2 separate regions of the Homo sapiens genome follow, and region 2 is linked to region 1. Evidence: read pairs that join two places in POLR2A ChIA-PET (ENCODE). Cell type or tissue: GM12878. All regions are shown on one strand. Links, peaks and the distances in the headings refer to the core of each region. The heading gives the core; the rest is flanking DNA.

What was found. Peaks named below come from ENCODE experiments on the same cell type or tissue, not always from the same donor. Only the 100,000 strongest peaks of a DNase experiment are listed, where the experiment ranks them.
Region 2: POLR2A ChIA-PET joins it to region 1 with 5 read pairs; 2 of 35 experiments call an interaction of 5 or more read pairs at or near these places.

The regions. Positions count from the first base shown.
Region 1 is chr6:100,468,850-100,476,862 of GRCh38, forward strand. No RefSeq gene overlaps it. Among named protein-coding and RNA genes, the nearest start is that of SIM1, 7.9 kb to the left of the region's middle. In GM12878, for the core only: no CTCF peak of the experiment used is centred there; a DNase peak (open chromatin) is centred at 4,082.
Region 2 is chr6:100,321,218-100,329,230 of GRCh38, forward strand. No RefSeq gene overlaps it. Among named protein-coding and RNA genes, the nearest start is that of SIM1-AS1, 68 kb to the right of the region's middle. In GM12878, for the core only: no CTCF peak of the experiment used is centred there; no DNase peak of the experiment used is centred there.

The DNA.
Region 1 (8,013 bases), core at 2,302-6,301:
TTGGAAACCGTGGTCTAATATATAACCTTGAACGGCCGCTGGGAAATAAGTGCTTCTTGAATTGTGCACCACTGTATTTGCAGACATAAATTTTAAGCTTTAAAGAATATAATTATTTTAAAATATAATTGCTAGCTGGAAAGAGGTCTGATTCTGTGCATTCTGAGGATGGGAGCAGGTGGGTGCCTGCCGCTCCAGGTGCCTGCGCTTTCACACTTTTCTTTTCCAGAAATCGAGCGGAGGACGCTGTGTGTGCATAAATTTCAGCAACGCTGAATACAGGCACTCAACTGAGGCGTTCTAACTCTGGAGATGAACACTGGATTGGAAACTCGGGTTGAAAAACACTTTGATTCTTAAATCGGTTCCCGAATTTCAGACCAAACTCGGGGTCACTTGGCATGGAGGTGGGGGAGGAGGGCGGCTTTTAAATATAAACCCTAAGGCCCCACCTTGATTTAGGAATAGGAAATCCCTGTCCGAATCGGGAATTGGCATTCCGTAAGGGAGCGGAGGGCCTCAGGCCACTAGGCAGCTCCGAACGCGGGGAAGCGGGAGCAAAGATGAGCTCAGAGCGAGGGTTGCCGGCGCCACCCTGGGCTGCGCAGTGAGGGGCCGTGGACCCGCCCCGAGACTCAGTGACAGTCGCAGCTTAACCCCGTTGGGGGCGCCGCCCCGCTGAGGTGGTTGCGTCTCCAAGTCGTGAGCCTCCAATAGCTGCTCCCGCTTTCGCGTCGCAACCCCAGGACCCCGGGAAATTACCACTGTGCTCGTCTGGGCCGGAGACCCGGTGCTTCGGAAGCCTGGGGCACATGCCTGGGTCCCACCCTAGACTCACCGCCTCTGGGCCCGAGACATGGGAATCTGCCCTTGAATATCTGGGCGCCTTTGCTGTTAGCGCGGTTTTGGAACTTGAGCGTGCATGGGAATTGATTGGAAGGCTGCTTAAAACACAGATTGCTGGGCCTCACTTCCAGAGTTTATGATTCAGTAGATCTGGGGTGGAACCCAATAGTTTATTTGCATTTCTAACAGGTTCCCAGGTGATGTTGCTGGTGAGGGAACCGCACTTTAAGAACCATTGCCTTAGTCTGCTTTTTCTCAGCCTGCTTCTGAAGTAGAAGACTGTGAGGAGGGAAAATATTCGAAGCGATGTCCCTAGTATTGTGGGATCTTGAACATACAGCATAAAATGATAGGGCGGTCTAGTTGAGGCCCAGGAGTGAGGCTGTCCTCTGTGATAAGGATGGGGTCTCTGAAGATGGCTTATTCCTGCCTCCTTAGGAAAGTGGTTAGTGTCAAAAAAGGGAGAGGAAGCCGGGGCAAACTTCCGTGGGGAGTTTGGCTTCAGAAGAGCAGGGAAATACACAGGGTGCTCTCACAATGTTTCAGTGTTCCAGGGTTCTCAGCTATGTTGCTGGAAATAAGTCCAGAGACTTTGGTTCAGTCAACCAGGGGTGGGACACACTGGAAATATAGCAGACAAGCATTGGTTCTCCTTTTGGCCTCAAACCTGTTCCCTCATTTTTCAAGACCACTTAGGCATAAAGGGTTCAAGGTGTGTGTGTGTGTGATGTTGGTGCAGGGGGAGTGGTCGCTAGAGGAGGGGGCCCTGCCTGGATGCATTGGGCCAGGGTGGTCTAGGCCTCCCCTCAAGTGGCAAGGGCTTCCTCTTGTGCAGGGTCAACGTTATGACACAGCTTTGTTGATCCTTAAGCACTTTTGTAATGTTTTTATGGCTCCATCCTGCATAAGAAAATATTTTAAAATTATATTTTGCAACTGCATTGGTAAACAGATGAGTGTAATTCAGATTGGTTTCATTATCATATATTCATTATTCTTACATTTTTTTTTCTTCTGATGGTAAAAGAAATAAACAGTGAAACATTTTTCTCAGGCCGTAAAACTACATGGGCCCTAGGCACTGTGACTATTGTGTGAAATGGATAAGTCAGTGCTGCTCCTAGGTACACCTGGGATGATATGGATGCTGGGCATGCCTTTTCCCAGCAGTGGTTCCTAAGCCCCTTTCAGATGAGAGAGGTTTGGGATGACAATCTCTATCCATGAGTCACAGCTCCATTTCTGGAATGAAGCTGTTCATCTCCTCAGGGCTCCCACTGCAGAGTCCCTCCACCCTAAAACCGAGTGGAAAATCCAGACCGATTAGACTACCAGCACCATTTCTTATCTTAACACCTGGCCTGCTTCACTTATTTTCCTTACCTAGAAATCCAGATTATTAAGTGAAATCCAATTTTAAAACACTATGCAAACCAAGCAAGTGGATCTTGGGCTACCAATTTATGTCTCCAGCTATACAACTACGTAGCTTCTTATTACTCTTCTGGAGTTTCAAGCAAACATTAAGATTTATATTACACACACCGTTCTGCACCTTGATTTTTTTTCACTTTTCATGACAGTATACAGAAAGCTTCTTCATCCTTTCTTTCCTAAACATCTGTATAGCATTCCAGAAAATACCAGTATAAATTATTTAACCTTTCACCCACTGAGGACATTTAGGTTTGTTTCCCATTATTGCTTCACAAACAATGCTGCAGTGGATAACTGTACACATGTCATTTACCTGTGTACAAGTACACCCACGGGACAAATTCCCAACAATGGAGTTGCTATATTGAAGGATACATGGATTTGCACTCCTGATAAACATTGCTAAATTGCCCTCCATGACAGTTTTGCCAATTGACACTCTCATCAGCAATGTGTGAGGGTGACTGTTTCCCTACAATCTTCGAATGAAGCACATTATTAACTTTTTTCCCAGTCTACTAGATGAAAATTGATTTTTAATTTTTTTCTGTTATTAGGGAGGTTTGGCATATTTTCATATGCCTAAGTGCTGCTTGCATTTTTCTACTGGAAACTGTCAACCCAAATGATTTGAGGGTGGGGGCCCTCTTGGCTCTGAGGTGGGTAAATCCTTGGGTAGGAGGTTGAGGTGGGGTCTGGTTTTAAATACAGTTGAACCATTCTTGAATCCCTGGGGTGAGCTCACTGGTCAACACTGGGAAGTCGAGACAATGACAAACACAGGTTCAAGGTTCTGGAGTAATCTACTAACAATTTTACTCACATGAAACATTTAATATTCTTTCATAGAAAACACAGAATAAGATAAATATGCAAATATAATTCTAATGTATCTTCATTCAACAGATCTCCTGTCTAATTATAATCAATTATATTGTACATATGTTAAAACAGTGGTTAATTTCTGGATTCTGTGTTTTGAAATTCAGTTGTCCCAAGTTGATATTTGATCAATCTGTTTCTGTATTTTACCTATAAACACATGGGAGACTTTACCACAGAAACAACTCAAGCATTAACATATGCCAGCCAATCACTTCTCGTGATTTGAACAAATAACTTGGAGGAAACAAGGGGATAGACTCATCAGCAGTTTCACAGGAGGAAAAGCCATAATGGTCTGGTTAAGAGGAGGAAAAGCCATAATCATCTGGTTAAGAATCTAAATAAAAATGATACGTAGGAGAAAGCAGGGGAACACAAGTGCACTGCAAATGTGCAGCCCATCTCAGTTTAGATCTGCTTTGATATTTATTTTCACTCCTGGAGATCTGATAACTAGCTTGTGAAGATAAATCTTGTACCACAAGCCATTGTGTATTCTCCTTGAATAATCAAAAGTCACAGAAAGGAAATCTTGATGGCAATGTGATTGTTTTACTCCAAGCCAAACAATATAAATGGGTATTACAATTTTACATTAACTTTCCTTAAAACTTTTAATTTTCTATTCATTGTAGGGCCTCAGTGCTTCAGAATTATAACATAGTTTTATATGAGATGGCACTCTCACTTTCTTTCTCCCCCAACCCCATAAGAAAGACATGATAATGAGAAACTATTCCAGCAGGAGGAGCCGGTTTAGATACAAATGGATTCCATGGCAACTCCTGACTCCACATGACTTCTAATAACTGGCATTTCAGTTGAAAATTGTCTGTCTGTTATTCTGCTCAATGCTGGTGCTTTATATGGGGTTTTCCCTAGTTTACATCTCAGAAATGGAACGTTAATCTCCAGTTTCATGAATAAGCACCGGCAGCAGCAGCAGCAGCAATGTGTCATCACCTGTAACCACAATGTGGCCAGTGATTTGTCAAGTGTTTCTGGCTCCAATTTTCAGACTAGCTGACAGAGGTGAACACTGAATAGGAAATATTCAGAGCTGGTATCACATAATGTAGAAAATCTGGAAGGTGTGTTCCACTGCAAATTGACAGAAAGAGTCAAATGTTTTTATTCAACTCAAGACAATGCATGCATCAGGCCCCTGACAGCAGGTTGTGAATGTTGGGCTTTGTTGAGTCAGAGACCACTGCACTGGAAGAGGAAAACTAAACAAGGATAAAAATATCTGGTGTACCCCCGTCTTACTTAAAACTCTCTGTTTTGTCCCAAAGCTGAGTGATCTGCTGATCTCCCAATGAGTACTGGCACCACTGTCATGATGATAAATAAGATGATAAGTGTCATGATGATAAACAAGAAATGTGTATAGGACAGGTTTGTAAAACCTCATGTCTAAGTATTTTATAGATTTTTAGTCTAACACAGAAAAAAATTGGGTCACAAATGAGTCAAGTGCTCACTCTTGGAATCACTATAAGTCAAGGATGGATTTGGGTACAAAAGTGATGATGAGCTGAGTTTACTTTTGAGAGCTCCTTCCATAGCTTCTGGATCTTATTGAGGAGGTTGTGTCTCATCCATGCAGGTAAGGACTGAAATTCAGCCCTGGCTCAGTCCTGTGTCCCATCCAGAGGGGGGTCTTTTTCTAATTTGCACAAAGGCACTGTATAGTCTAGCAACAGCCCTCGCAATACTATCCTCCTTGCTGATTCAGGGCTCATGTGACACACTTCAAAGAATGTTTGTTATGATGTATTGGAAATAATCTTGCAGTAGTTTCAGTGCTTAATGGGTGACCAACAAATAACATTTCATTCCCAGGGAGTATAAGAATAGAGGTGACAGAGCAAATTTGTTTAGTGAGGGCATATCCCAGAGAAAGAAGAGAAGGAAAAGAAATGCTTCTGTGAGGAAGAAAAAGAGATGGACACATGGAGGTGGGAAGCACCAAGGAGAAAGTTTTACAAAAAGATTGACGTCAACCTGTTTAAAATGGTTCCAAAATCTATTGACCAAATTCAGGGGGAAATGCTTTAAAAAGAGCCAAGTATGCTTATTTTGAAAATTGCATTAGAGAATTAGCTTGTGCATTTTTAAAAAGCAACTTAAATATTACTATAGCTTTGACTAATTGGAAATTTGAGAAGTATAAACCCAGTAAGAACTCTTGCTGTTTAGCAATGTTATCAGCTATCAGTTCTTCAGTGGTCAGCAATGCTGTAGTTTATGTAGGACCTTCACATCTTTTTCGAATGAGCTGAAACCTGGCCAGTGAGACAGTGTATTTGAAGTGCCTGTGCAGTGACCAGAATGTGGTGGGTGCTCATTGGAGGAGAGTGCTCACCTCACTTCCCACTTGCTCTATGATTTCAGCATGGAAGGAGTTAATTGGAACTTCTGTGAGTTTGTAACTCTCTACATTCCCATGAGGATGGGGACAGATGATATTCCCCCAAGTTTCCAAAGGGAAGGCTGAAGAACAGAGAGCTGAGTAGCTTACCCAGAACCACGTAAGAATAATGTTCACTCAAGTAAGTATTTGCGGGCTTTCCCTCGAAAAGTGAAAAAGACCAAATAAAAAGAAGTTAAAGTTAGATGTATTGGAAATAAGGACAGTAACCCCAGGGGAAAACATCCCAATTGAAAGCTGGCCTGGATTTCTTCTTGAAACTTTTTTCTTCACATTTATTTATTTTTTTTTTTTTTTGAGAGGGAATCTCGCTCTGTCGCCCAGGCTGGAGTGCAGTGGTGCAATCTCGGCTTACTGCAAGCTCCGACTCCCGGGTTCACGCCATTCTCCTGCCTCAGCCTCCCGAGTAGCTGGGACTACAGGCGCCCACCACCACGCCTGGCTAATTTTTTGTATTTTTAGTAGAGACAGGGTTTTACCGTGTTAGCCAGGATGGTCTCGATCTCCTGACCTCATGATCCACCTGCCTCGGCCTCCCAAAGTGCTGGGATTACAGGTGTGAGCCATCGCGCCCTGTCCTTTATTTTTTCAATTTGGAAATAATTATGGATTTACAGGAAGTTGCAAAGAAATGTACAGGGAATTCTGGTGCACGCTTTACCTTGCCTGACCCAGTAACATCTTGCGTAACTACAGTATGTATAAATACCAAGAAAGTGACATTGGTACAATTAACAGAGCTCATTCAGGTTTCTCCAGTTACACTTGTACTCGTGAGTGTGCGTGTGTGTGTGCCTGCGTGTGTGTATCCGTGTGTGTGTGCTCATAGACCTATGCAGTCTGATCACATGTGTAGCTTAGCTTAGTGTACCATCACTACAATTAAGATACAGAATTGCACCATCACCACAAGACTCCCTTATATTACCCCTTTATAGCTACAGCTTTCTCTTTCCCTCCATCCCCATCTCTAAACCCTGGACACCACTACTCTCTTTTCCATTGATAATTTTGTTTCAGGAATGTTATGTAAATGGAATCATATATAATGTAACTTTTCGAGATTGGTGTTTTCACTCAGCACAACCTCTTGAGATCAGTTCATATTGTTTCACGTATCAGTAGTTCATTCCTTTTTATTTCTGAGTAGTATTCAACGGTATGTATGTTCTACAGTTTTTTTTTAACCGTTCACCCTGTTGAAGAGCATTTGGGTGGTTTCCAGTTTTTGTATATTATACATAAAGCTGCTATGAGCATTGCTGTACAAGTTTCTGTATGAACATAAGTCTGCATTTCTCTGGCACAGATGCCTGAAAGTACAACTGCTGGGTGGTATGGGAAGTCCATTTTTGGTTTTAAAAGAAAAAGTAAAAGTATATTTGTGACTGTACCACTTTACATGCTTACCACCATGTATGAGTGATCCGTTTTCTCCACATCCTCACTAGCATTTTATTTATTTATTTTTTTGAAATCGTGTCTCTCTCTGTCACCCAGGCATGCTGCAGCCTCGACTTTCCAATCTCAAGTGATCCTCCCACCTCAGCTTCCCAAGTAGCTGGGACTACAGGCATACACCACCACGCTTGACAAATTTTTGTATTTTTTGTAGAGAAGGGGGTGTCACAGGGTTACCCAGGCTGGACTCAAACTCCTGGGCTCAAGCAATCCAGCCGCCTTGGCCTCCCTAAGGGCTAGGATTACAGGTGTGAGTCACCGTGCCTGGCCAGCATTTGACGTGATTTTTTTTATGTTAGCCATTCAGATAGGTCTGATATCATTGTGGTGTTTGTTAGTTTACATCTTCCTAATGGCAAATAGTGTTAGATATCTTCTCATGTACTTATCTGCCATCTCTGTATCCCCTTTGGTAAAATGTCTGTTCTTGTTTTTGTTCATTTTCTAATTGAATTGCCTGTGTGTGGTTTTTTACAGTTGAGTTCTGAGATTATATATATTCTTTGTTTGATTTGTGATTTGCAAATATTTTCTCCCAGTCTGTAGTTTGTCTTTTCATCCCCTTTACAGAGTCTTTCACAAGCAAAAGTTTAAAATTTTGATGATGTCCAATTTTTCTATTTTTTTTTCCTTTTCGAAACTTATCTTTAAAAAGCAATAGGACAACATCATCCACAAGGGAATGACTCAGTGTCAAAACTACAGCTTTTTGAAGCTATTTCACCATTGCAATGGAGAGAGGAATGGCGACTCCAATTCAACAGATATTTATGAAAGATTTTTTCCAGTGAACAAAACAGCAAAGATCCCCACCCATGTGGCATGGAAATTCAAATGGGAGAGGTAGGCAACGAACATAATAAAGTTAATTACATAGCAGGTAAAAGGGTTGTAAATGCTCTGGGAAAAGAAAAAGAAGAGCAAGGAGTATAGGACGCCGATGGGGGATG
Region 2 (8,013 bases), core at 1,807-5,806, 150 kb before region 1:
GTTTCTTTTGCTGTGCAAAAGCTCTTTAATTAGGTCCTACTTGTCAATTTTTGTGTTTGTTGCAATTGTTTTTCAGAACTTAGTCAATAATTATTTCCCAAGGCCAATGTCCAGGAAGATACTTCCTAGGTTTTCTTCTAGGATTCTTATAGGCTGGGTCCTTACATTAAAATCTTTAATCCATCTTGAGTTAATTTTATGCATGATGAAAAGTAGGGGTATAGTTTCATTCTTCTGCATATGGCTAGCCAGCTATTCCAGCACCATTTATGGAATAAAGAATTCTTTCCCCATTGTGCATTTTTGTCAGCTTTGTCAAAGATGAGATGGCTGTAGGTGTGCAGCTTTATTTCTTGATTCACTATTCTGTTCCATTGGTCTATGTCTGTTTTTGGACCAGTACCATGCTGTTTTGGTTACTGTGGGCTTCTTGTATAGTTTGAAGTCAGGTAATGTGATGCGTCTGGCTTTGTTCTTTGTGCTTAGGATTGCTTTGGCTATTCAGGCTCCTTTTTGGTTTCCTGTGAATTTTAGAATAGCTTTCTCTAGTTCTGTGGAAAATTATGTTGGTAGTTTGATACGAACAGTGTTAAATCTCTAGATTGCTTTGGGCCATATGGTCATTTAATGATATTGATTCTTCCAACCCATGAGCATGGAATGTTTTTCTATCTGTTTATCTGTTTGTTCATTTACGATGTCTTTTAGCAGTGTTTTGTAGTTCTCCTTGTAGAGATCTTTCACCTTCTTTGTTAGATGTATTCCTAGGTAGTGTGTGTGTATGTGTGTGTGTGTGTGTGTGTCTATTGTAAATGGGATTGTGTTCTTGATTTGGCTCTCAGCTTGAACATTATTGGTGCATAGAAATGCTACTGATTTGTGTACATTGATTGTGTATACTGAAACTTTACTGAAGACATTTATCAGTTCTAGTAGCTTTTTGGCAGAGTTTGAGGTGTAGAATCATAGCATCCATGAAGATAGATAGTTTGATTTCTTGCTTTCCTATTTGGATGCCTTTTATTTCTTGCTCTGGCCTCATCACTCTGGTTAGCACTTCCAGTACTATGATGGACAGGAGTAATGAAAGTAGGCACCCCTGTCTTGATTCAGTTCTCCATAGGAATGCTTCCAGTTTTTGCCCATCCAGTATGATGTTGGTATGAGTTTGTCAAAAATTGCTCTTATTATTTGGAGGCATGTTCCTTCAGCGCCTCATTTCTTGAGGGTTTTGGTCATAAAGGGATGTTGGATTTTATCAAAAGCTTTTTCCATGACTATTGAGATGATCATATAGTGTTTTTTTTTAATTCTGTTTATGTGGTGAGTCATATTTATCAATTTGCATATGTTGAACCAAACTTGCATCCCAGGAATGAAGCCTACTTGATTGTTGCGAATTAATTTTTTTTTTTTGCAACAGGGTCTCACTCTGTTTCCTAGGCTGGCGTGCAGTGGTGTGATCACGGCTCACTGTGGCCTCAGCCTCACTGAGTTCAGGTGATCCTCCCACCTCAACTTCCAGAGTAGCCGGGACTACAGGAGCATGCTACCACACCAAGCTAATTTTGTATATTTTTTATGGAGATGGGGTTTCACCATGTTGCCCAGGCGGGTCTTGAACTTCTGGGCTTAAGTGATCTGCCCACCTCAGCTTCCCAAAGTGTTAGGATTAAAAGTGTCGAATTAAATTTTTGATGTACTATTGGGTTCAGTTTGCTAGCATTTTGTTGAGGATTTTTTATCTATGTCCATTAAGGATATTGGTCTGTAGTTTCCTTTTTTCACTGTGCCTTTGCCAGGTTTTGGTATCAGGGTGATGCTGGCCTGATAGAATGAGTTAAGGAGGAGTCCCTCCTCCTTGTTTTCTTGGAATAGTTCCAGTAGAATTGGTTCCAGCTCATGTTTGTACATATGGTGGAATTTGGCTGTGAATCCATCTGGTCCAGGGCTTTTTTTGTTGGTAGCCTTTTTTATTGTTATTGTTAATACTGATTCAATTTTGGAACTCAATATTGACTTGTTGAGGGTTTCAATTTCTTCCTGATTCCATCTCAGAATATTGTTTGTTTCCTGGAATTTATCCATTTCCTCTAGATTTTCTAGTTTGTGTGCATAGATGTGTTTATAATAGTCTCTGAGGATACTTTATATTTCTGTGGGATTGATTGCAATGTTACCTTTGTCATTTCTGATTGTGCTTATTTGGAGCTTCTTTTTTGTTTGTTTGTTTGTTTGTTTATCTAGCTAGAAGTCTACTGATCTTGTTTTTCCTTTCGAAAAACAACTTTTGGTTTCATTGATTCTTTGTATGGATTTTGGGGTCTCAATTTGGTTCAGTTCTGCTCTGATTTTAGTTATTAGTTTCCTTTGCTAGCTTTGGGGCTAGTTTATTCTTGTTTTTCTAGTTCCTCTATGTGTGATGTTAGATTGTTAATTTCAGATCTTTCTAACTTTTTTAGATAAATGTTTAATGCAATAACCTTTCCTCACAACACTGCTTTTGCTGCAGTCCAGAGATTTTGGTATGTTGTGTTTCTGTTTTGATTTATTTCCAACAATTTTTGGACTTCTGCTTTAATTTCATAGTTTACCCAAATTCAGGAGCAAGTTGTTTCATTTTCATACATTATGTGGTTTTGAGAGATCATCTTGGTATTGATTTCTATTTTTATTCCACTATGATCTGAGAATATTGTTGGTATGACTTCAAGTTTTTAAAATTTATTGAGACTTCTTTTATGGCCAAGCCTGTGGTCCATTTTGTAGTTTGTTCTGCGTGCACATGAAAAGAATGTGCATTCTCTGGTTGATTTGTGGAGTATTCTGTAGATATCAATTAGGTCCAGTTGGTCAAGTGTCAAGTTGAAGTCCAGAATTTCTGTGTTAGTTTTCTGCTACAATGCTTTCTATCTATGCTGACAGTGAGGTGTTCAAGTTCCTCGCTGTTATTGTGTGTCTGTTTAGGTGTTTTCATAGGTCTAGAAGTACTTGTTTTGTGAACCTGGGTGCTCCAATATTGGGTGTGTATGTATTTAGAATAGTTACGTTTTTGTTGAATTGAATTCTTTTTCATTGTTTAATGCCCTTCTTTAATATTTTTTTTTTACTGTGTTGGTTTAAAGTCTGTTTTATCTGACATAAGAATAGTGATCCCTGCTCCTTTTTGTTTTCCATTTGCATAGTAGATCTTTATCCAACTTTTTACTTTGAGGCTTTACTTGTAAGGTGGGTCTCTAAAAGAGAGCAGTTGAATGGGTCTTGCTTTTTCATCTAACTTGTCACTCTGTGTCTTTTAAGTAAGGCATTTAGACCATTTACATCAAGGTTAATAGTGATCTGTTAACCACAATAGGATAGGTTTTGAAGTTGTTACCTGATAGCTTTGTAGTTTCTATTGTGTGGTTGCTTTATAGGGTGTGTGGGCTATGTACTTAAGTGTGTTTTTGTGGTAGCAGACATTGTTCTTTTGTTTCCATGTTTAGGACTCCCTTCAGTATTTCTTGTAAGACTAGACTACTGGTAACAAATTATGGTAGTGCTTGATTGCCTGGAAGAGTTTATTTCTCCTTTGCTTATGAAGCTTAGTTTGGTGGGATATGTCATTTTTAGTTGGAATTTCTTTCCTTAAAAAATGCTGGAAATAGGCCCCCAGTCTCTCCAGGCTTGTAAGGTTGCTGCTGAGAAGTCCACTGTTAACCTGACAGGGTTCCCTTTGTATGTGATCTGACCTTTTTCTCTAGTTGCCTTTAAGATTTTTTCGTTAGCATTGACCTTGGACAGTCTGGTGATTATATGCCTTGGTGATATTCATTTTGTATAGTATCTAACAGGTATTCTCTGCGTTTCTCGTATCTGGATGTCTACTTCTCTAACAAGATTAGGGAAGTTTTCTTGAATTATTCTCTCAAATATGTTTTCCAGGTTGTTTGCTTTTTCTCCTTCTCTCTTAAGAATGCCAATAATTTGTAGGTTTGGTTGCTTTACATAATCCCATATTTCATAAAGACTGCTCATTTTTTAAAATTCTTTTTTCTTTGTTTTTGTCCTACTGGGTTTGTTTGAAAGATTGGTCTTCAAGCTCTGAAATTCTTTCTTTCTGCTTGGTCCAATCTATTGATAAAGCTTCCAACTGTATTTTGGAATTCCTTAAGTGAGCTTTTCAATTCCAGAAGCTCTAATTAATTTCCTTTTAAAGATGTTTATTTGTTTCTTCATTTCTTAGATTACTTTAGAAGTTTCTTTGTGTTTATTTTCAACCTTATCTTGGATCTTGTTGAGCTTCCTCACAATTCATGTTTTGAATTCTTTGTCTGTCATTGCTGAGTTTCAATTTTGGTTCGTGACCACTGGAGAACTAGTATGATCTTTTGGTGGTGTCACTACATTCAGATTTTTCATGGTGCCAGAATTTTTACTCTGGTTCCTCCTCATTTGGAGATGCTGGCACTTCTAACTTTTGTAATTATTTTCTTGCAGGTAGGATTTTTTTCTTTTTCTCTCAATCAATACCTATAAGCTAGGATTAAAGTTCAGTAAGAACAATTAATAACCAATCATGTGTCCATCTTTGTAGCTAAACTTCAGAGTTTCTTTCTTAAAAGACAGATACTCAGAGACAAAGGGAATTCAGAGGGTTTAAACAAAATACTTTTTCACCAAACTACAGAGTTTATTCTAACCACTCAACCAAGTGAGAAATGAATCGGTTCATTTGGCAAATGGGTTAAAAAAGCATTCCAGGTTCTCCAACTGAGGGCATGTAACTGTTTCTGTTTTTCCACTTTCAGGCAAGAAGAAATGATAGATAAATTGGTCTATAGTCAAGTAAATTGCCACTGTAGAGACAAGAGATACAACTTGTAACACAGCTGGCCTGGACTGACAGAAGATTCAGTAACAATATAAAATAGCAGGAATGATGGAGCTGTAACTTTGTGTGATTCCTCAACATCTACCTGGAATAATCAACCATCTTCAGGATTGCAAGCCCCACCACTCCTGTGTTGCTTTATAATCAAAATGACACACTTGGGCAGTTTCTCCAACTGCCTGATAAATTCAGTTTTCAAATACTAAGGTACTATATGGCATGGTGACTTTACCATTACTCCAGGGTGGGAAGTGACTTTCCACTGTTTGCGGATTACCAAAGGGAATAAAGCATATTTGACAGTCCCATCTTCATAAAGTCATTTACTTCTCATCTTCTCAAACTTCTCTCTCTACTAGTAGCATCAACAGCTTTTGGGTAGGATGTGTCATGGAGATCCCAACTGAGCAACTGATCTCCACTGATCCCAAAACATCAAATTATAGAGTAAAATGTGACATGAATAGTTATTTGCAGTCCCTTCCTCTTTGCTATCTGTTGCAACTCAGCCCTGACCACTTATCAGACTGAGCGTATGCAATAACCATTGCATCTAAACACCTTTGTCTTAATTCCAAGCACTGCTTATTGCAAAGCCTTCTCTCTGCCAAAATAAAGACTGCTCCCAACTTCTTTCGGCAAAGATCACATGCTGCTGTACTGCATTTTCAGGGTCTGCATCCCATCTGCTATCTGGCAGAAAAAGATCCTTCAAAATGTGTGACATAATCTAGGGGAACGTCCAACTGTTATCCTGGATAAATTTAATGGCAATTGTAAGTGATGTGTTTAACACCCAGTCTTCCCAGTTCTATTAATGTTCTAGTCTATTCACCTTCATCTCCACTTTATTTCTGCTATAGAGATTTGTATGTTATAATTACTGTAACTGATGTACAGTCAAAAATCTTAAACGATATTCCACACTCTCATCACATTATCCTAGCCTGCCTTAGAACTTCCTGTTCTCTCATATACTTGCTTTTGACCACACTGCAATCTTCAACTCCTTGAACCTCCATTTCTTTTCAATTTACCTTTCTACTCCAGTCCTTATTTCCTTTCTTACCATTTCAACTTTGTTGACCCATGTCCTCTGTCACACTTCCAATAAAACATCAACCATAGGTGGCACCAAATACCTACTTTCTCTCTTCCAAACTCTGGGCTGATGATTGAAAAATCACACACACACACACACACACACACACACACACACACACACACACGACATGGGTGCATTGTAAATTCATAATATCTTAACAAGTGATTCTGCAAGATTAAGTAATATTGAAGATACCCCCACCTAGAAATTCTACCAATACCATTGAAGAACTTCATGGAGAAGAAGACTTGTACAAGGGAATTCAGTAAAGGTGTGTTTTTGTAATAGAAGAAAGGAAGACATAAATCAATTGCCAGTTAGGGACATGGATTAATATTCTCTGTTATATTCAAACAATGACTTAGCCAGCCCTCTGATCCCAGCACCCTCCACCACTCTAACTTCTTCCCTCCCAGAGAAAATAAATCAAGAACTTTCTCAACTGCTTACCCCATTCACACACCTATAAACTTACGTGCACCTTCACCTCTCCTCATTTGCATCTTTCCTAACTTAGTAGAAGGGTTTCTTCCTTCAGTTCTCTGTATTCCATCCCTGCCCCCAACAAATTCTTAGTGATCTCCTTTCATTGGATATCCCTTGTCTCAATTTTGTCTTCATTAGCTCCATTTAAGTCCTTCATTCAACACAAAAATACTGAACGCCAAGCATGTCCCTGCCCTCTGTTAACTGCTAAAGATGCTACTAAGCACAATACAGATGTGGCCACTGCTGTCATAGAACTTAGGCAATACCTATTGCTCCCTGGTAGTACTTCCCTTTCAACCTATATGAATGCTAAGGCCTTTCCCTTTCTCTCTTTCTTATAATTAAACTTCTCAAAATATGTCTGTATTCACTGTTTTCACTTGCTCTCCTCTTTAACCTACTGCCCTCTGACTTCTAAAATCTCTCTAGCCAATATTATGTATAAATTTCCCATTTAATGCAATGAACACTTTTTATTTCTTCTCTTGACTTCTCTTGAATGATTGACACTCCAAACTTTCTTGAAATTTTTTTCTTACTATCAGTGGCATTATAATTTTCTGGATTTCTTCTAACAACTATAGCCACTCCTCTTGCCCTACTCAGCCCAAAACGTGGTATTTATCAAGATTACCATCTCAGGTGTTTTAGCACACTCCACAGTTTCCTTAAAAGACTCATTCATTCCCATCCCATAAACTCTAGAAACCTCTATATTACAATGACTCTTAATCCCTGGCTTCGGTATAAATCTCACCCCTGAATTCCTTTCTTATACCTCATAGTGCGAACTGAACATCCTCATCTGGGCAGGTGCCTCAAACCAACACTTGCAGGATAGGATAATAACTCTCCCACTAATAAGAATTATAACAACTGATAAAATACCAAGAAAAAGGTTACTATAAAATATCTAAGACCAAACCAAGGCAGCCAATATTTGAGCCAAGGGAAGCATATTGATGTGAGGCCTATGTTCACAGCAGTTTTCACCCTCAGGGCATTTGTCAATCACAGGGCAAGATGAAAAGGCCAAAGAGAAACAGCAGTATACAGTTGAAATTCAATGGTACAAAGACAGTCAGGACTTGAAAGATCAAAACTCCAGAGAAAGGGAACCATAGAGAAGCATGACCAGTAGTCTGTTTAAAATGTAAAACATGCAAGCTGAATCTCTGATAGATCAAGCAGAAAGCATCAATAAAAGGCTAAAAAGCTGAGCACAGTGTTGTTACACTCTTACTGTGTTAGGGACACAAAAACTGGAGTTTAGGGCTCACCAAAGAAGTGTCCAGTCTTTTTTGAGATCTCTTGAAGGTCTATCCTATAGAACTAAGGGCAAACTGGAAACAGTTCAGCTCAACCAGATCAAAGTTATTTTCTCTTATTCGACCATTCTACCAAAAGAAATTTAAATCTTCTGTGAAAGAAAATAACATTATCCAAAGCCTCTATATCTTGTCACTTACAGGGTACACCATTCTATAAAAAATTCCAATGAGGAAATAAAACAGGGCCTCATGACTGAAACCAAGAGAAAAAGCAA